Regions from separate parts of the Homo sapiens genome. Here all the other regions are linked to region 7. Evidence: chromatin contacts called from ENCODE Hi-C or POLR2A ChIA-PET data. All regions are on one chromosome and are shown on one strand. The core of a region is the stretch at or near the end of the contact, and the rest is flanking DNA. Distances in the headings are between cores, read along the strand shown.

The links. A loop is a pair of places that touch in the nucleus more often than their neighbours do. ChIA-PET counts read pairs that join two places held with the same protein, here RNA polymerase II (POLR2A). Pooled maps may share reads with other maps.
Region 1: a loop to region 7 is called in a map of PC-3, with 3 times the contacts of the local background. The contact joins two enhancer-like sites. A Hi-C loop is called at or near these places in 1 of 168 maps with a recorded cell type or tissue (PC-3) and 5 of 50 pooled maps. POLR2A ChIA-PET finds 5 or more read pairs at or near these places in 1 of 52 experiments (MCF 10A).
Region 2: POLR2A ChIA-PET joins it to region 7 with 14 read pairs in A549. The contact joins two enhancer-like sites. A Hi-C loop is called at or near these places in 6 of 50 pooled maps. POLR2A ChIA-PET finds 5 or more read pairs at or near these places in 2 of 52 experiments (A549 and SK-N-SH).
Region 3: a loop to region 7 is called in a pooled map, with 11 times the contacts of the local background. The contact joins two enhancer-like sites. A Hi-C loop is called at or near these places in 12 of 37 single-sample maps with no recorded cell type and 10 of 50 pooled maps. POLR2A ChIA-PET finds 5 or more read pairs at or near these places in 1 of 52 experiments (activated T-cell).
Region 4: a map of MCF 10A shows a loop between it and region 7 (10-fold over the local background). The contact joins the promoter of MIR31HG here to the enhancer-like site in region 7. A Hi-C loop is called at or near these places in 1 of 168 maps with a recorded cell type or tissue (MCF 10A). POLR2A ChIA-PET finds 5 or more read pairs at or near these places in 1 of 52 experiments (MCF 10A).
Region 5: a loop to region 7 is called in a map of MCF 10A, with 12 times the contacts of the local background. The contact joins two enhancer-like sites. A Hi-C loop is called at or near these places in 1 of 168 maps with a recorded cell type or tissue (MCF 10A) and 4 of 50 pooled maps. POLR2A ChIA-PET finds 5 or more read pairs at or near these places in 1 of 52 experiments (MCF 10A).
Region 6: a loop to region 7 is called in a map of B cell, with 11 times the contacts of the local background. The contact joins two enhancer-like sites. A Hi-C loop is called at or near these places in 3 of 168 maps with a recorded cell type or tissue (B cell, Calu3 and chondrocyte), 12 of 37 single-sample maps with no recorded cell type and 11 of 50 pooled maps. POLR2A ChIA-PET finds 5 or more read pairs at or near these places in 3 of 52 experiments (BJ, MCF 10A and OCI-LY7).

The regions. Positions count from the first base shown.
Region 1 is chr9:22,146,930-22,149,629 of GRCh38, forward strand. No RefSeq gene overlaps it. Among named protein-coding and RNA genes, the nearest start is that of CDKN2B, 140 kb to the left of the region's middle. Within about 2 kb of position 1,387, at least 2 of the 41 ENCODE cell types and tissues checked have a DNase peak (open chromatin) inside an H3K27ac peak, as active enhancers do; they include PC-3, where a contact is called at or near this core.
Region 2 is chr9:22,123,385-22,126,217 of GRCh38, forward strand. It overlaps a transcript of CDKN2B-AS1 not described here. Among named protein-coding and RNA genes, the nearest start is that of CDKN2B, 120 kb to the left of the region's middle. Within about 2 kb of position 1,352, at least 3 of the 41 ENCODE cell types and tissues checked have a DNase peak (open chromatin) inside an H3K27ac peak, as active enhancers do.
Region 3 is chr9:22,102,729-22,105,428 of GRCh38, forward strand. The region is part of intron 14 of CDKN2B-AS1 (CDKN2B and CDKN2A antisense cis and trans regulatory RNA 1); the gene reads left to right. Among named protein-coding and RNA genes, the nearest start is that of CDKN2B, 95 kb to the left of the region's middle. RefSeq lists enhancers at 1-381, 160-1,359, 382-881. Within about 2 kb of position 1,448, at least 20 of the 41 ENCODE cell types and tissues checked have a DNase peak (open chromatin) inside an H3K27ac peak, as active enhancers do.
Region 4 is chr9:21,558,471-21,561,170 of GRCh38, forward strand. It overlaps MIR31HG (MIR31 host gene), which reads right to left and starts at 1,328. Exons shown (of 3, transcript NR_152879.1): 1 at 1,019-1,328. RefSeq lists an enhancer at 103-889.
Region 5 is chr9:22,210,540-22,213,239 of GRCh38, forward strand. No RefSeq gene overlaps it. Among named protein-coding and RNA genes, the nearest start is that of CDKN2B, 200 kb to the left of the region's middle. Within about 2 kb of position 1,317, at least 5 of the 41 ENCODE cell types and tissues checked have a DNase peak (open chromatin) inside an H3K27ac peak, as active enhancers do.
Region 6 is chr9:22,237,690-22,240,389 of GRCh38, forward strand. No RefSeq gene overlaps it. Among named protein-coding and RNA genes, the nearest start is that of DMRTA1, 210 kb to the right of the region's middle. Within about 2 kb of position 1,427, at least 6 of the 41 ENCODE cell types and tissues checked have a DNase peak (open chromatin) inside an H3K27ac peak, as active enhancers do.
Region 7 is chr9:21,830,778-21,833,582 of GRCh38, forward strand. The region is part of intron 4 of MTAP (methylthioadenosine phosphorylase); the gene reads left to right. Among named protein-coding and RNA genes, the nearest start is that of MTAP, 30 kb to the left of the region's middle. RefSeq lists enhancers at 1,155-1,464, 1,332-2,531, 2,781-2,805. Within about 2 kb of position 1,439, at least 8 of the 41 ENCODE cell types and tissues checked have a DNase peak (open chromatin) inside an H3K27ac peak, as active enhancers do; they include PC-3, where a contact is called at or near this core.

The DNA of each region.
Region 1 (2,700 bases), core at 137-2,636, 320 kb after region 7:
CACCCATTCGCCTAAGTTTGAAACCACATTGATTCAGTCAACAAACTCTATACCACCTACTAATTGATAGGTAATGACTAGTTTTGTTAATACTTGGTTACAGCGATAGCTTTGAGCAAATTTTCAAAGTGAAGCTTTTCTCAACTTTTTCTTGTTGATTCGGTATCTGAAATAGCTTATTAATTCATTCCTTCCTTGTTTCCACTGACACTGCCAATCAGTTGTAGGTGAAAACTCTAAACTGGTCTCCTGTACTTTACTATCCCATTTTCTGCCTTAATTCATCTTCTCCAGTGTCTCAAGTGTAATCTTGCTAAAATACAAACCTAATTATGTTACTCCTCTGTTTACAGTCTTTAAATGTTTTACCAAATTAAATCCAAACTCCTTGAGAAGTTCATACAAGGTTGTATCAGAGCCTCTGAAACGCTAACCCACATCTTCACAGCTTCATCTCTTGATTCCAGCCTGGATGCAATGGGCATTCTGGATTTGACTCATATTACAACAACAAAATAATCTCAAGTGAATACCATGCACTTTTTACTTTTTTTCCACTGGGCTTCTTCAGTGCCACACCTGGGAATGGGGTTTTACTTGTTAAGCTTACCTATGGAGCTCCAAAATGCAAGGAAGTTTAACTTTTGAGAGCAATGTCCAACCAATGAGGGATGGAAACATAGGAAAACATGCTTTCCCAAGTTATTCTTCTAACAAACAGCTCTAAGGTACGTTCTGTATGCTTATTCCCCCTAGATGTCAGGGTTGAGTTCCAGTGTCCCAAAGCTATATAATAAAAATGCACCTTGGTATAGACTTTCCCGCCTTCCCTTACTCTCTTTAGTCTCCTTTTGTACTCCATAGGATTATCTCATTGACTGGGCTTTGCTTTCTAGTAGAACCTAAGCTATGACATATAGTACTAGACTCTCTCACCAGGAGTGATTTAGGACGAGGAGGCGTTGAAAACTGAAGCTTTGGACATCTCAGATAGTTAAAGCACTCGCAATTTCTGGCATTTATGTGCTCATAATGTAGTGGTGAATGGCAATTGCGGCAACCATGGCCTGACAAGAGCAAGGTCATCAAGAGCTTAGATTGTTTGGAGCTGAAGGTCTGAGTCACCCCATTAGGCTAAAAACCTAGAAAAGTAGAAGTGCTGATGGAGGGTGAGGAAAATCTAATATGGATTGTGGAGGAAGGAGACGATACATATAAAACATGACTGCAGGACCTGCAGTTGTAGCAGTGAGGGCTGTAACTTATTCCATTAATATTTGTGTGTTAAGTCACATGTAGAGATTGTGGCTAACTACCACCTTGAAGACTTAGAGGTTGCTGGAACTTATTCTAGGGCGTAGGTGTATCTGTGTGGTACAAAGGATAGACTGTATGGGTTGTTTTTGGCTTTCTGACTCATATCCTCTTGGCTTCATCTCTGATTACAGTGTAGATGCAGTGGGTAGTTTGGCTTACGTCAGGCTGACATCTTTCCTCAAGCACTGGATGTTTTGCACTTTTGCCCTTGGGTTTTTCCAATGCCACAATTGCCATTGGGAAGCCCTCTGTTCAAGCAGGCATGCTCAGTCGAGAAGCCAACAGGGGTTTACATCCCCAAAGCAAACCTTAACTAATGGAGGATACAAGTTGATGGATAAAAATAGTCAAACCTTAAGTACATAATTCCAAAAGGTATTCTAAACACTCCTTAGAAGATTCCAGGCAGGGCTGAGCACAAGTTGCCTACAATGGTGATATTAATAATGCATCTATATATATGCCTTTTCACATTCCCTCCCTCTTCTGTCTCTCACTCCTGCTCCCTGTTCATAAATTTTTGCAGCAGGCTCTGCTTTTGGGAAAACTCAAGCTAAAACAAAAGTCCTTAAATTCCAGTATGCCTCTGTCCTCCACTTTCTACCCAATTTTGTGTTGTTTCTTTTGGTTGTTTCCCTGATATATGCCAAGAAAATAAATGGAGAAATAGAAGGGTGGGACTATCAACAAATACTTTAATAGAATTTCCAGAAGGACTTAAGCTGTCAGATTGAAAGGATCCACTAAGTAGCCCAGAAAATAGTTTAAAAGTTGGTTGTTTTGAAGTTTTTTTCTCCCTGGTTTGTTTTAATCTCTACATCTGGTGTACAGCTGTCCTCATGAGATGCCTTGTTACTATTATTCTCTTGTGCCAAAACTTCTATTTCTTATCCCTGTAATGTTTTCTTTCTTGGAGCACCTCCTAAATAGTCTTAGAAAGGATGCATGGGAGGTAACTTTTTTGAGGCCTCAAACATCTAATGAAGTCTCTATTTTATTTCCTTTGACCTGATTGAATGATTATGGATTTATAGGTTAGAAACTATTTCTTTCAAATACATGAAGGGAGTGTCTTATTTTCTGTGTTGCTATTAAAAAGTCCTAATGCAACTCTTTTTATCATTCTGTGTACAGTGTATGTGATTTTTTTTCTTCTCTGGAAGCATGTGGAGTCTTCTTTAGTCCCCTGTGTTCTGAAATTTCAACAGAAATACCCTTATTAAGGTCTGCTGCTTGGTTTCTATTCTCCATGTTAAAACTTTCCACACATGTTTGGTAATCCTTGGAAGTGTTTAAATTTTCAGTTATCTTTTAAGTAAGTTAAGAGAAGAAAAAACTTTAAAAAGGCAGTTTTTATGTTTACTCATGTATTTCCCATTTCTG
Region 2 (2,833 bases), core at 102-2,601, 290 kb after region 7:
GTGTTGAATAAGAATGTTAAGAGTGGGCATCCTTGTCTTGTTTCAGTTCTTAGAGGAAATGCTAGTGTAGCTGAGGAGAGAAATGAAAACAGAATAAAAACTTCAGTAGAAGTTGGGGAGAAATGTGTTTGCACCAAAAGAGGTGAGGGATGGAACTGAGGGAGGTCTCGAGGGGTAAGAGAGGCCAAAGAGCTGGCAGGTGCTGCTATTAGGATGGCCAATGATCCAGAAGTAATGATGAATGAGAAGATGGATTAAAAAAACCCTGACATTGTTTAACTAGAAGAAGAAGACAGTCAGAGAGAAGTGAGGGCTTACTTTTCATGTTTAAAGTCTGTTATGTGGTAAAGGGATTAGATTTATCTGTGTTGTTCCAGGGGACAGAAATAGGACAAATGGATGCAAATAGAGTGAGGAAGATTTAAAACAAATGGAGAAGACATTCTAAAATCAACTACAATGAGCGTAAACAATGACAACGGAAAGGACTATTTTTGCAATTATGTAGCTCTTGTTCTCTATAGATAGATGTGTAAGCAGACGCTGAATAACCATTTACTGAAAATATAAATAAAAACAAAGCAAATTGCAGGCAATAAATATTGTATTAGTTCTCATTTTGTAAAACTTATACAGGTATCATATGCATAGACAAATACACCAAACTGATGAATATTTGCCTTGTATAATCTTTTTGTAGTTTTTTTATGAACATATATTACTCAAACAATTTAGAACATTTGGCAATATATATATATTTCATTTATAAAAGGTTAGGAAGATTAATTACACTTTCTGAGGTCGCAACTAAAAGCCAAGATTTTAATCCATTTCTATTTGATGTAAAGTCTGGTCTTTTTTCAGCAAACCACAATCCCACATTTTAAGGGCATTAAGAAAGGGATGGGTAGACAAAATGTAGAGGTAGTAGGTACAGAATACAAAGTTTCAAGAAATTAAAAGCTTCTAAACTAACAAACAGCCAATTTGTGGAGTGTCACTGGAAAGTGACAAAGAGGACAGTTAAGTTAGTTGGAACTGAACTGAGGCCAGACAGGGCTGTGGGACAAGTCAGGGTGTGGTCATTCCGGTAAGCAGCGATGCAGAATCAAGACAGAGTAGTTTCTCCTTCTCTCTCTCTCTTTAATTGTAACGCCTTTTATAACAAACAAATATTATGCTTATTTCTGTCTTTAAATTTTTTGTAGTAATTTCTCATCACTTAACCTCTATTTTTTAAAAAACTAACTTTTCTCTTGTTTTTCTAGTTGAGCTATCATTCATATTTATTATGTGGAACTAGAGGTAGTCCTGGCTACTTGGGAACAGCGTGGAGTCTAGCCATGTCAGGGCCAGAAGTCGTCTCAGCTAAGTTAGAATGTGATACCATTGTTTACACAAGTGTGGCCTGCCTTCAAGATAGGGTGAGGTGTTTTATGACCACAGGCTTTATGAGTTATAGCTATAAAACAATCAATCTTTTAAAGCAAACACACCACAATGTCTACACGCAAATGAGAATTGTCCTTCAGGGCTGTGACCTTGGGAAACTCTTCACACATACTAGCATAAAACATATTTAAACTCTTCACTGAAAATATTATTCAGACCTAGTTTCTCTCTCAGTCTCTCTCTATGTTTCTCTCTCACATGTACGTGCATGCACGCACACGTGTGCACACACACATATGCTCACATCATTTTAAGATACATCTCATTTTTAACCAAAACCATTTTATCTTGCTTGATAACCAATTTTATTTGTTAGATGACTTGGCTATAAATGCCTTTGGCTATCAGGAAAATCAAATCAAAATTAAAAGACACTGTTACTACTGAAGAAGTAAAAAAAGAATGGGCTGCTGACTCTGAAGATCATACCCGAAGTAGAGCTGCAAAGATATTTGGAATATTGGTAATATCCAATAAAGAATGACCTTCATGCTATTTTGAGGAGATGTTTAAATGTCGAATTATTGAAATATTTATAAAATACAAATAAACTAACTCTGCTTCATATTCCAACTTGTGTATGACACTTCTTAGGCTATCATTTCATTCCAAATTTATGGTCACTACCCTACTGTCATTCCTCATACTAACCATATGATCAACAGTTGAAAAGCAGCCACTCGCAGAGGTAAGCAAGATATATGGTAAATACTGTGTTGACAAAAGTATGCAGAAGCAGTCACATTTATACAGTAGTGAAGGAAATGTAAATTGGACAAACTTTTTGGAAGATAAGTTGAGAATGTCAAAAATCAAAACACACTTTCTGTTTTATTCAGCAATTATGAGCCCTTTGTTTTACAGCTATGCTCACAAATATATACAAACATGTATGCACAATTATGTTCACTGTGGTATTGCGCTAGAAAAATACTAAAAACAAACCAAATGTTCATCAATAGGGAAATTGTTCAACAAATTACAGTATATCTAAAAAAAGAATAATATATAACAACTGAAAAAATAAAATAGTTGATATAAGCAGATATTCCAAGATCTGCCAGACATATTGTTAAACGAAAAATCTAGATACAAAATTGTTTATAGTTCTCTTTCATACTATAGCCAAAGAAAATTCAGAAAAAACTACTTACAGTTGATCCTTGAATAATGCAGCAGGTAGGGGCACCAGCTTCCTGCGCAGTCAAGAATTGCATATAACTTTTGACTCCCCCAAAACTTTGCTAATAGCCTACTGTTGACTGGAAGCCTTATCAACAACATCAACAGTTGATTAACACTGGAAAAGGAGGGGTTGGTCTTACTGTCTCAAGGGTGGCAAAGGCGGAAGAAAAGCCACCTATAAGTGAACCCTTGAAGT
Region 3 (2,700 bases), core at 198-2,697, 270 kb after region 7:
GAGTTAAGATTTTCTTTTCTGCTAAGTGAGGGCATGGTGCAGAGAGCAGGAAAGATGTGAAACTAGATAGCATACAAAAATAGGTGTTCATAGATCTGGGCCTAACAAGGGTGTGGCCAGCAACTCTGCCCTGCTTTATCAGCATTAGAAAGCCAGTCCTCTCAGAAAGTGCCCAGTTAGCTAAATTCATGAGATTATAGACTATTAAGGTGGAATGGACCTCAGAGATGGTCCTTGCTCTCATCTGAGGCTTCAGTTGGGCCAGTCAGAAATGTGGGAAAATTGAGGCAGGTCAAATAACCAGGAGTACAAACAAACACAATCTATCCAGAAAACTAGAAATCTTACTAGTGACTATTCACAGGTTACTTTCTGCATTCTGGGGTTTTCATTCTAGAACAGATGTGTGTGTGTGTGTGTGTGTGTGTGTGTGTGTGTGTGTGTGTGTGTGGTGCGTGAAGAGAGGGGAGGGGTGCCCAGAAAACCATACCCACTTTCCCACATATCCCAACTATGACTGGGCAATTATGTCATTATCACCACTGATATATAGCTGGAAGAGTTTAGTGTTGCCCTGCTAAGATCTGGATTTTCTTTTCTGGAGCTTGGCTATTGGGGCATTGAGAAGTCCAGCCAGGAGGTTGGTCAGAGGCTAACCCAAAAAGCTTTGCTTAACTCTGGGCTACAGCTGGGGGTTGCCAGAGAGAAGTGCCTGGCATTCCTGCATGCTGACATCAAGCTTCGAAGTTGCTGCCCTCTGGTGAGTCAGCAGCAAAGGCCCACATCGTTCGAGAATGCTGCCCAATCAGAAGATGTGATGCCACACCTCAGAAATCTTTCTAAACCTCAGCATTCTGTAGACTTCAAACAACTCCTCCTGAGAAAGAATGTAGAAATAATTAAATTTATAAGATTAAAGTTATAAAAAGCATAGAGCCTATAATAATAACAGCAATAAGATAAACTCCACATTTGCTTTTAAAACAATTTATTTGAGTAGACAGCCAACCCCCTGTATTGTACTCCTTTAAAAAATATTTTAGGCTTTTTAAATGCTGAGGCAAGGGGACATACCAAACACTAACAGGCACATTGGGGTTTTCTGGCTATTGAAATAAAAATGTCCTTACATAACACTGATGTACTGGAATAGCACTGCGTTCCAGTGACGGTTATTGCAACTCAGCCAGCATATCTGTAGCTTGTGAGCTTTTCTTATCAGAATTTTATCTATAAATATACATATACGTAAATTCTATTGTGAAATAAAAATAAAATGTAGAATCTTCTCATCTTTCTTATTAGTCAATATTGTGCTACTCTTTAATAATTTCTCTCAATTTTTTCATTAAGCAGATATTACTAGGGAAATATACATGAGGCAGAAGGCAAATTATTTGCTTAGTGCAATGCAAACTTGCTTAACAGGTAAGAGCAGAGTCCCTTCCATAGCATTGCCACCATATGGCATTGCCATATCGTGGAGGCCATAAAGAGGAATGACATTGTAAAGATTAACTGGATTTTACTTGGCAAGGTCAGGCACCTAGATGGCATGCTATAAAATGGTTAGAAGTGCAAAGGAAACCTGTAGCTAGAGGCCATGTGAGATTATGGAAGTGACTTTTCTTACAATCCTGCCATCTGGTTTGGATTGTCAGGATCAAAACATTTCACTTGCCCAAGTGAGGATGCTCTCTACATGGTTTTGGGGATGAGGGAGACTCAGAAATAATGTTTGTGGTACTGTAGCACCACTAGGAAAAGAGAAAAATTGGACCTGACATGAAGAAAAGCATGCAGCCAGCCACTAAGACTACTTCCCACAGGACTGGAAATCTCTACCACCGTACCTCTCCTACATGCTGGGTATAAGAAGTTAAAGGGAAGCCAGATTATATTTACCTACTCTTTCATTCATTCATTCACTCATTCATTTATTCATCCATTTACCATTTGTTTGTTTTTTGTTCATTTACTTATTTAATAAAAATTGTGTTTTGCATATTCTAGGTGCCAGGCATTGAAGAACCACTGTTATTGTTCTCAAATGACTGACAGTTTAGAGGAGAAAATGGAAGAATAAATAGACACTTGTGATGCAATATAATAGTGCTCTAATAAGAGCAACATATATTGAATACCACTGAATATTAAATACCAGGGACTTTGCTAGGAGCTATAAATTAATCTCCACAGTACATCTAAGATAGAAGTTTTATAATTACTCTCTTTAGGAGGAAATAGGGGTCTATAGAGGTTAAGTCTCACAGCCTGGAAGGAGTCAACAAAAAAATACTCAGCCTTAGGTATTCTGACTAGAAGCTTGGGTCCTTAACCACCTACTCACCAATTTGAAGAAAGATGATTGAAACTGCAACAGCTACACTGACTCTTGAAAGCAAAGTAACTCGTTAAATGAGGGTATGTGTATACTGGCTGGGATATTGTGGGCTCATGATGACTTGTAGGCCGAGGCAGCTGCACATATGAAGACTATGGAGGGTATATCATCAGCGGAAATGAAAGTGATTAGTGTTGGAGGTTTCAGTGCATATTCTGGTTTTCTATTACTGCATAACAAATCACCCTAAAATTTAGTGACTTAAATAAACATGATCATTTATTTAGCTCATGAATTTGCAAGTTGTGCAGCACTTGGGTGGGATAGCTCACCTTTCTTCCATGCAGTGTCTGCTG
Region 4 (2,700 bases), core at 78-2,577, 270 kb before region 7:
GACTTAACTGTCATTTTCAAATCCAATTTTTACCTGAATTGGTAAAAATTTATTTAAAACAAAATGCAAAATACAATATTGTTTCAATTTTGGCCCAGGAGATAAACACTTTAATGCAGAGTTAATAAACTCCAGCGAATAAATAGGATCATTTTCCTAATTTCACTTCAAAGCTGCCAGGATTTCAATAAGGAAGTTCAAAGGCCCGATTCCAGAAACTAGAGGTCCCCGGAAAGTGAGGGGCGTCTGGCCACAGCCTCAGTTCCAAACCAGGTATAGTTCTTGAGCTGTCATTCTTAGTCCTATTACCACTAATACAAGGTCAAAAAAACGGTCCTGTAAGGTGTCAATTAAGGGGTCACTTTTGCCTAAGGTTTCCTTAACTTCTCTCCTAGTGAAGCCGCTCTAAGTGAACATTTCCGCTGTGTTTTTTTTAATGACTGCCATTGTCTCGCTGGAGAATCGGAGGCTCTTTTAGAAGTACTGTTGGAAAATTCAGGATTTTACAAAACATTTTCTCAGCTGTACAGGGCAAAAACAAACTTTAATCCTACTAGCCATGGGTGTAAACCACAAGCCTAATTTCTCTTCTAAGAAGGGAAAGCTTAGTTAAGTTTTAAAGTGACAGTAATTTTAGGTGGTAAAATGAGCTCAACTCAAACATCGCTGTATGAAAGCGCTCTCCGCCAACACGCTCATGGACACACACAACTCCTTCCTCGAGGTTTAGGGACAGAGAGCGAACCTGTGACTTCGGGCCAGGATGACGACCTGAGATTTGGACAAGAGGAGGCGGCGGTTCCGCGAAGAGCCAAGGGCGGCCGGCGCTCCGGGATGCGCCGGACCCCGCGGCGCATCCTCGTTTGGGCGCCAACGGGCGCCGGCGGTCCTCGGACCCGGGTGTCGACTGCCGTGTGCCCACTGCCGTGTGCCCAGGCCCCGAAGCCTCCTCAACTCCTTGAGGGGCGCCTCCCTAGCCAGCTCAGCGCGCAGCGGGACCAAGGCTCTCCCAGCTTACCTGCGGGTCCGAGTAGGAGGACAGAAGCGCCGCCCGGCCTCGCCCAAGCGCACACGAAGGGGCCGCTTCCCGCCCCCCGCACCCCAGACCAGGCGGCTCACGGAACACCGCCTCCCAGCTCTGGCCCGGGACCAGGCGGTCCCCCAGCCGGCTTCGGCGCCGCGGCCGGGGACGCGCGTCTTCCTTCTCCAGGCGCCGGACGTGGAACCTGCGAGCCCCTGGCGGCGCCCCAAGTTATGCACAGGTCGCAGCTGCTCACCAAGCTCCTCCTGGGAGGCCGCCCTGGTCCCCGAGAGGGGCGCGCGGGAGTGGACGTTCCCGCACCTTCGCCCCATCCACACCTGCCGCCGCCGCCGGGGCCGCCAGCGCCGTGGCTCCGCCCCGGCTCCGCCCCTCGCCGCCCCCGGCTCCCGCTCCAGCCGCCGCCGCGACCGCCGCGGAAAGGAGGGGGAGGGAAGAGGCGCCTGGACGGGGCTGCGGGAGCGGCCGTGCTGAGCCTCCTCCCTTGGGCCCGGACGGGACCCAGGTTTCTCCACTGCAACGCAGCTCCCGAGTGACGGAATTTTGTGGGGGAAGCGGCGGCCACTACGCTCGCTTTTGGCACAGTAGCCCTTTGCGGGTGGGAGCTTCTCGCAGTCAGAGCTAAGGGAGAGGGAGTCCACCTGCAAGAGCCAGAGCTCGCCCTTGTACTCTCCGAATGCAAACTTAGCAAATTGAACAGCGGAAGTACTTCCTTGGTCGGACCCCTGCTCTTCTAGGGGTCTTCTAGAAACGTGGCGGCTATCACAGGCCCCGTGGTATAACTGGCATTTGGAAAACGAGGGTGTTTTTCCATCTGGAGTGGCCTCTCTCCTATCCTCAACCCTCCGTGTCCTTCGACGCCTCTCTCAGATGCCATCTCCACCAAGAATTTTTTCCGGGTACCCACCTGCGCCCAGATTTGATTCCGCCCTCTTTGGGACAGCCTGGGTGCTCTGAACCTTTCCACTGCCCCTTCAGGTGTATGAGAGCGCCTTGTGAAATGCATGGGCCATCGTTAGTTATTTTTATTGCAATATGTGGTTTCATATTCAGTACTGTAGTATACAAGCAGAGATATTTATGCTTTCACAACACTTTTCATTTGGGTTTGAATTCCTTAAACATGAAGACTATAGTAAGTTGCCCATCTCTGGAAGTAAATACTGAGGGGTACATGGCAGGGTAATCCGACCCGATGACCTAGCCAGAAGTTCTGGCTGTCCTACTCAACTATGCCCTCCGCAAGCCCAGCATGGTAGCCTTTCACCTGGATTTGAAGGGGAAAATTGTATTTCTCTCTGAATGTAATTACATTTTGGCAAAGGTCAGTCTAGTTACCACCAAAAAATATTCTACGAGTTGAAGGGTGGGGGTGGGAGCGTCAGAGCAAGGTTAATAGTGGTATTTTATTGATTTTGAAGTAAATATAACTCTACGTAGTCATTTGTTCAACCAAAACGAAAAATATTCATCAAATATTCCCTAATAAGTTGGTACTCATTTCCTTAGCCACTTTAAAAAACACAAGTCAAATATAATTGATTATATAAATTGTATTTGCATGAAGATTTGAGTCCAAGGACTATAAGAAAGATTCAAATTTTAAATTTTCTGCATACGATATGGTTAAATAAAATGTTTGTATACTATTTCCTATACCT
Region 5 (2,700 bases), core at 67-2,566, 380 kb after region 7:
CCTTGTAAATGTCAAGAGCAGCTGAATGTTAGTATTCTTTTCAAACTGCAAAGTGACTTTTCAGCAATTGGGGTTGTTGTTTGAAATGTTTTTGAATGGCTTGTCTTCTATCTTTCCCTCATAGGAAAAGAAAAATACGACACATAGCCATGATTGAAGACGTGTACCTTCATCTGAGAAGACATCTGCAAATATTCTGGTCACTATTAAACTATATCCAATTTTTAAGTTGTTTATTTTTAAGTGAGGGCTGTTTTTATAGATAAAGTTTAAAAAGTCTGGCATTGTTGACATATATTTTACATTAACCTTTGCTTTTGGAAGAACCAGATATTCCCAATGTTAGTGTAATCGATCGTATTTTTTTGATTGTTATGTGGCAGTTGCATGTATTACGTTTTTAAGTTGTCATAATAACCTGGTGAGAGAAGTACTATTATTATTTGACTTTTGTAGATGAGAAAATTGAGAGACAGAAAAGTTAAGTGACTTGCCCAAGTTTATACAGCTAGCAAGTAGAAAAACTGAGATTTAAACTCGGGATGGACTTGTTCCAGAGCCCATGTTTTTAACCACAGCATTATACTGACCCGTCTTGGCACTGCACTGATGAGGTGTGTGATCTTTCTTAGGTCACCTAATGGTTTTGGTTTTCAGATTCATTTATGAGAAGGAGAATGCATGGGATAATTTATTTTCTGAGCAGTATTCCTTGTATGCTTACATGCCTTTATTTAGTCCTCACAAGAACCCTAGACATAGATAGAATTATTATCATCCTTATGTTACATATGGGAAAATTAGAACTTAGAGAGTTCAAGTAACTGCTAAAGGTGACATAATCGGTGTAAGAACTGGGAATCACCGCCAAGATTTCAATCACTATGCTTTACTGTCTTTCCTTTTTAGGGGCTTATGCTGCCGTCAAATTCTTTACATTGAATCCTGGCTTTTTATTTTAGAGTCATAATGGCAATATGTTTGTTTCATAAAACCTTTCATTTAGAATTCATCCAAGAAGTGACTTAGTCTACTTATGGCTGCAAATACTGGGGAGCCATTAGCACAGTGACAGCAATCTTAACAATGAAACATTGTGCTATTAATATTATATTATTATTTTTTTGAGGAGTCACATGTGTAGCAAACAGGATGTAACCGGACATGTCAGGCAAGCTGTTGCTAACCCTGAAGACTACAAGGGATTAAATTCTCATTATTCCTCAGAGTTAGTCCCCAAATATCTGTGTATGTTCAGTTTCTTCAGTTTGGCAGGAAGTTTTAAAGAACTAAACAGCATGCCCTTCCGCCTGTGGCATATTCATAAGCTATTTTTGGGTGAGTCATCGGAATTCTGTGGTTTGTATCCTGAAGGGGGAGAGGAGACACTGTATGTTTAGCCTTTTTTTTTTTTTTTGAAACAGCTAGTTGAAAAAAAAATTCTTTGATAAAAGTTCAACATTAGGTAAGAAATATCTGCGGCAGGATCTTTCCATTGTGATAAATATTCCTCTCATGTTCACATCTCTGGGAATATTATACAAGTTTAATTATTTGACCTGTGCATATTCATGGCTTGACCTAGTGCACACAGAAGCTCTGGTCTGGTGTTTAGCTGAGGCAATTCATGGGGAATAAACAACTGGCTAAATGAGTCTTCTTCTGTCCTTGGAGTCTGCTCCCTAATGTCAAATCAATGCAGTAAGCTGGATAGAGTTGTGGACATTTATGAAAACACAAAGACCAAGCCAAACCTTTTGAGGCCTGTTAGGTAATATAACTAATACTGTAATTGTGGGTTATGATTAAATATTTGTAATGGTAAAAAAAAGAAGTGGGTGAAAATTGACAGTCTTTTTCTTTGTAACAACAAGAGAGCCTAAGAGGGAATTCCAGTAATTAATACATATTTTCCTATCTCATCAGGAAAAGGAGCTGATTGTTAATGGAAGAAGGAAGAAATACAAGTTTGTTGGGTATTTAGTATATGCCAGACGCTGTACTAGGGCTCAAAAAAAATTCCATAGAGACCATTTAGATCTGGCGAACATACTACTTTCAGAAACTGAAGCGAGTTTGTGGTCTACAGCATCAGTAGTCCATAAGACAGAGATTTAAGAAAAGAAATGGTGGTATTTAACACCCCTGTTCAATTATAGTTATCCATATGATATGACTGACTGATTTGTGACTGTCAACAGACGTATTCATAGAGGACAATTTCAAGTTAATCTTCAAAATGGGAGAGTTAAATTATTTTTAAAAAATAAAGAGTGACTACTGTTTGGTCCTTGAAATGATGTTAGGTGGATCATGAATTAGGCATTAAATGGCATTAAAACACATAATGAGAAAATTCTCTCTTTTTAATTCCCTTTCAGTTTTCTGAGTATGTCAAGCAGGAAGTTTCAGTGTGGTGTTAGTGAAATGTTAGCTCTTCTCAGGGCAGGCAACATCTCCCTTCATAACACTCCTTTTTAGAGTTACATTTTATTATGTTTTATTTCTGGCAAGTGAAATTGGTTTCCATTTATATGGAGTAGATATTAAAAATGTATTCATATGAAATATTAATTGATTTAAAAATATTAACTAAATAATACATGTAGTGAGCTGAATGGGCAATGGGACACCACCCTGAAGAAATTATCCACTGTGTAAAACTTCACAATTTTAGTGATTAAGAGGCAGATGGTTTCA
Region 6 (2,700 bases), core at 177-2,676, 410 kb after region 7:
TGATGTGATAGTTAACCACATCAGTTAGTGAAGTGAGTGAGGGGAGGGGTAGTTTGATGAGCTAGCTCCCGCAAGGAGACAAGGTATCCCCCCACATTAACCTCATGCTTTGTGTCCCAAATCAGGACAACTTTGACTCATTTCAGTCTTTATTCCTAGGCAGAAGCAAGTCTTAGTCCATGCCAGTTTATCCCTTGATCTGAAAATAGTCTCTGGCTGTCAGACACAACTATGTCTGAAATTAAGATTAAGCCCTATGAGTCTTCAGTGAACAAAATGGAAATAAATGCTGAAAATCCCCCTACCTATCTTGAAAGCATACCCTGGAGTGAGAGGTTGTTTTCTCAATTAAAATTTATCTTTTCAGGTGTTTTGTAGAAGTCTAAAGACTCAGTCAGTGGGCATGAGTCATCTGGCTGTGGTAAGATTAGAAATTCCTAACACATGATATAGGAGGCCAGTGCTCCAGGAGGCAGAGAAAATGAAGGAAAACAGCTTTCTACAGCTCTTACCCCCACAACCCCCATCTCTCTGTAACTTAATTTTTCTTCTCAAGTTTCGAACAAGTACAGATAGAACAACTTGTTTTCTAATCTTTTTCTCTTTTTCTCATTCCTCTTCTTTCTTTATTCTTCTTTTCCCCCCTCTTTTTGTTTCCTTTTCCTGACTCTTGAAAACCATGGCAAGTGCTTATTATTTCAGTTGAATATGTTAAAAATTGTTATCAAGAAGTTGATTTTTTGTGTATAAAAATGGTGAACTAAGATACTGTTAAAAGAGTGGAATAAATGAAGAGGAGAGACAGAAGAACCAAAGATGGGAAAAGGACTGGAAAAGAAAAAGAGACTAAAAGGAAGGTAAGGGGCGAGGAGGAAATGGGCCTCTGAGCCTGTAGAGACCAATGGGGACTACGGAAGTCTGAGTTTATTTAAAAGACTAACTGGGGAACATACTTTGCTAAGTTGTGCTTTTTCACTAGCTAATATCATAACTAAAAAACCAAAGGTATTGCAGCTTCTATTTCAGGAAATCGCAATCCAACTATTCAATTTTTTTTTCAGCTGTTTTGATGTTAAAAGATAGGCCAGAGCACAGGTTTTGTGCATTTGAAATTGCTAAGTAGCTGGCCCCACGGGTTATTCACTCACAGTGCTCTTCAGGTGACTGGTCAGTGTTGGTGAGGATAATGTTTCCATTGCTCCTTCAGTCTCTTTGGCCTGCTTTCCTGAAGGAGAGTAATACAAATCCTAATTAAAATGAAAATGAGAAGTTACTAAAATGCCCTTTCCTTTACAGAACTCTATTTCATTTACAGAGGTCGGATGTTCGTGTTTAACTACCAAATCCCTCTATCTCACTTAGAGCTCAGGAGTCAAATAATCTAGACAAATAAGTCAATGTAGTTCCTAAAAGTGCCGAAGTACTTTTCTGCCATAATTTTTTTTTTTTTTTTTTTTTTACTTTGAGGACATCTAGCGGCGGTTTAGTGGCTGTGTTCTTCAAAGGCAAACTGGAAGAAACTTCAGGACATAGTAGCAATGGCAGAACCTATTTTTCTGAACACCTTCACACTTACAGTGATTTATCTTAAGCCTGAAGACAAAACTGCTGTGGTCCTGGAGGATAAACAGGCTCATTCCAGAATCTGCAGCTAAATCCTCACTTCCTTCTTTCACTGTTATCAGACAAAATTCCCTTGGCCTAATTGTTTTATGGGTAGTTTTTAATGAGCTCGTTGTTTATTGACACAAATAGATCTCCTTTTAAAGACTACAGAATGGCCACAATCATGTCATTTCATCAACTAATTAACAGATATTGATAGCCTGCTTTGGGTGGATATTTTGAGGGTCATACTAAGATAAGACAAAGGTTTACGTGAAAGGGAACTTTTGACCTCTTTATTCTGTTTGGGCTTGAATTTTATTGGGTAGCATCTTCATCGGTGGAAAGAGGGCAGGTCTTTTTCAAATGCTGGTGGTGAAAGACTTCAGTTCTGTCCTCAGAGACGAGGGCCTAATAATCTGAGTTTTCCTTTCCTCATTTGTAAATGAAGGTGATTATACTTAGTTCATAAGGTGGTTGTGATGATGATATGAAACCTGAAGACAACTCACATAGTGTCTAGTATCTGGAAGACACTAAAAAATTTTTAAAACCCCTTGTCTACTCCCCTCACTTCACCCCATGCCTTCGACATGGCCCTTGCTGTAGTGGTCTTCTGGGCAAAAGTGTTCACTGCCTCACCCAGAGCCCTGCAAATGCCACTCTGATCCATCTTCATCTGAGTCTTTGGAGCAAACCACATCTCACAGCTTTGTAATTCTGATCTACTGACTTGCCCTGGATCTTTCATACAAACCTGTTCTATAAGATCAAGGTAAATCACACAAAATAACTTGTTAGGCAGAGTTTCTGATAGTTATGATAAGCAGCATCAAAACTGGCTATTTTAGCAGTAAATTCCCTGATAATCATGGGTTCAAGAAGTGACATGTTCAGCTTGTTGACATGGGAGCTGTTGATATCTATATTTTTCATTTAATGTAAATTTAGACAAGGTGATTTCTAAGATCCTCACTGCATGTAACAAAGTTCAAACATTTTAATTCAGTCTCAAAGAGCCACTCTAGTCTACTCACTTCTTTAGATTTATCTTAGGTCACTGTTGCCTTGCTCATTATATTCCTACCCATTCAT
Region 7 (2,805 bases), core at 189-2,688:
AAATGAGACTTAGAGAAATGTAGAAGCATGACTATGCATCACTGGGCCTTTGCTTAGTTTTTATTCATCAGCCATGGAGAAGAAAGGCATGACTCTTTCCTGCCTCCCACACCCACCGGACTTGTAAAGCTCGACTTCGATGATGCATTATAAAGTGGTGCACAGGATTGGTTTTTAATGAGATTTTTGCCATTGGAGCAAAGCAAGACTGTTTCCCTGCCAGCTGCTTTATTCAAGTCATGAGGCATTTTGTTGTCTCCTCCTGTACTTGTGGTACATGGGCCCTCCATTTTCTAGCCCAGTTCTTGTTAGATACCTTTGCACATTCATTTGTATGTATGGCAGAACTGATGATATGGCCTTTCTTTCACCCCCAACTACTAACTGTCCATGCCATTAAAGATACATGGACAGGGGATTCCAGCAATTTCTACAGTTGCTCTTCTTTCTCTTTACCATTAATCCTGATGATTGTAGGAAATCAGTACACCATATTTATTATGCAAATCTAAGAAAAACAACTAGATCTATAAACTATTTGAAAAGATGCCCACATTGTATTTTTTTGTTGTTTTTTTAGATAGGATCTTTCTCTGTTGCCCGGGGTAGAGTGCAGTGGCCTGATCGCAGCTCACTGTAGCCTCTACCTCCTGGGCTTAAGCAATCCTCAGCCCGTCTAGTAGCTAGGATTACAGGAATCTGCCACTGTGCTTGGTAATTTTTTTTTTTTAAGGAGATGGGGTCTCACTATGTTGCCCAGGCTGGTTTCAAACTCCTGGCCTCAAGCAGTCTTCCTGCTTTGGCCTCCCCAAAGTGCTGGGATTATAGGCATGAGCCACTGCACCCAGCTACATATTTTTTAGAAAAGGATCAGATGAGTAGGACTTGCTCAACTGCTATCACTGTCAGAAATATCTCAAGGTGAAACTTGCAAACATATCAGTAAGGAGAAGGATGAGATTTCTTTTTTAATAGTCTTCTTTATCAGGAATGTTTTGCAGATATTGATTTTTTTTTTTTTTACAATGAGAAAAATATGACCAAAAACTGAATATTAAAGGAAGCAGAGTGTGATTCCCGGTGCTAAACAGTTTCTATAAAATGTGGCTAATAACATATTGGCCTGTTGTGCCTAAGGCCTGTGTTTGGGTTATGCCTTCTCAAAGAATGCAGTGGAAGAATCTCAGCTTAGAAGTGAGGACATCCAGAATTCTTTCCTGGCTGTGCCGTGAAATTCCTTTGTCACTTAGTGTCCTCATCTGCTAAATGAGGGTGTTGAATTGATTCCTAAAAGTTCTGGTATCCTCCCCTCTTCAGATTATTTCTTCAACTTATTTTCTTGGTAGAACTGGGAGAGGTTCGACTTTGCTTTTGTCACGCATTCTTACTCATCAGGAAAGTCCCGCTATAAACACAGTGCTGAGGGATCAGTTATGTCAGTCTGTTTCCTTCTCCCAGAGACCAGCCCTGCCTTGGGCTTCCCCTAGAACTTTATGTCATAGCATAAAGGCCCGTGTCTGGGCCCTGAGGTTGGGAGTATGCTCTGATGTCAAGTATTTGATCATTCTCTTTCTGCCTCTTGATGACTAGAAAGCGTTTTATGGTAAAGAGTTACGCAAGAAGCCTTTGTTTAGCTCTTTCTCTCATTGCTAAAAATAGTAAGCTGTTTTTAACCCTTACTGTTCTTACTTCTTCTTACTCATTTCCCTCACTCTTTAGCTGAGAATGTCACCTCCACCTTTATAGAGAAGACAGAAACTTAAGCATAAACTCTTCACCTTCCTTCACCTTCCCTTTCCCCAGTTACTTGCGTCCCTGTTCTTTGTCATCCTCTTGTCTGTAGCTGTCCTTGAAGTGGTGTCCACTATTCCCCTGGATGAGGTTCATTCTTACGTTCTGTTCCATAACCTAGTTGTGTTATTAACTTCCCATCATACATCCTTTTATTAAAAATCCTACACTACCAGTTTTTGAGTTCCTATTAGGTGTCACAATCAGTTAATCCCACTTACGGCATACAGCAGTCATTATTCCAGTTTATACTTGAAGAAACTTAGGCCCTTACTATGTTTCTGGCACTGCTTATTATCACAGCTCTAGAAGACATCTTCTATCTACCTTATCCTTCCCTTTTACAAAAGGTGAGAAAACTGAGGCCCAAAGAGGTTGTTGTCACCACCTATGTAGAGTGAGGATTTTTATTTTTGTGCTATTGTTTAGCATGATCTCATGAAATATAATAGAAAATAAGGGGAAACTATGGTACCTGTTTATTGAGCAGCCTTCCTTGACTGGGATATAAACATCCATTGGTTTTCCTCCTTTTTCATGCCACCACAAGCACTCAGGGGCACTCTTGATACCAGAACAGTGGGAGGATCTTAGTGATATTGGTCCAAATTCATAAGTTTTCACTTCTCTTTTTTTTGAGACAAGATCTCACTCTCGCCCAAGCTGGAGTACAGTGGCGCCACAGCTCACTGCAGCCTTTACCTCCCAGGCTCAGGTGATCTTGCCACCTCAGCCCCCCAAGTAGCTGGGACTACAAGGGTGTGACACCATACCCAGCTAATTTTTTGTATGTTTTTGTAGAGACAGGGTTTCACTATGTTGCCTGGGCTGATCTTGAACATCTAAACTCAAGGGTTCCACCCACCTTGGCCTCCTAAAGTGCTGGGATTACATGTGTGAGCCTCACTTCCTTCTGGTTATAGAGACAGAATTGTTCCACTTCTTAGTCTGATGTTTCTGTCAGAATTTTTTCTCATGACTGCCTATTCACGCTGCTGTTTGATTCTTGGGATA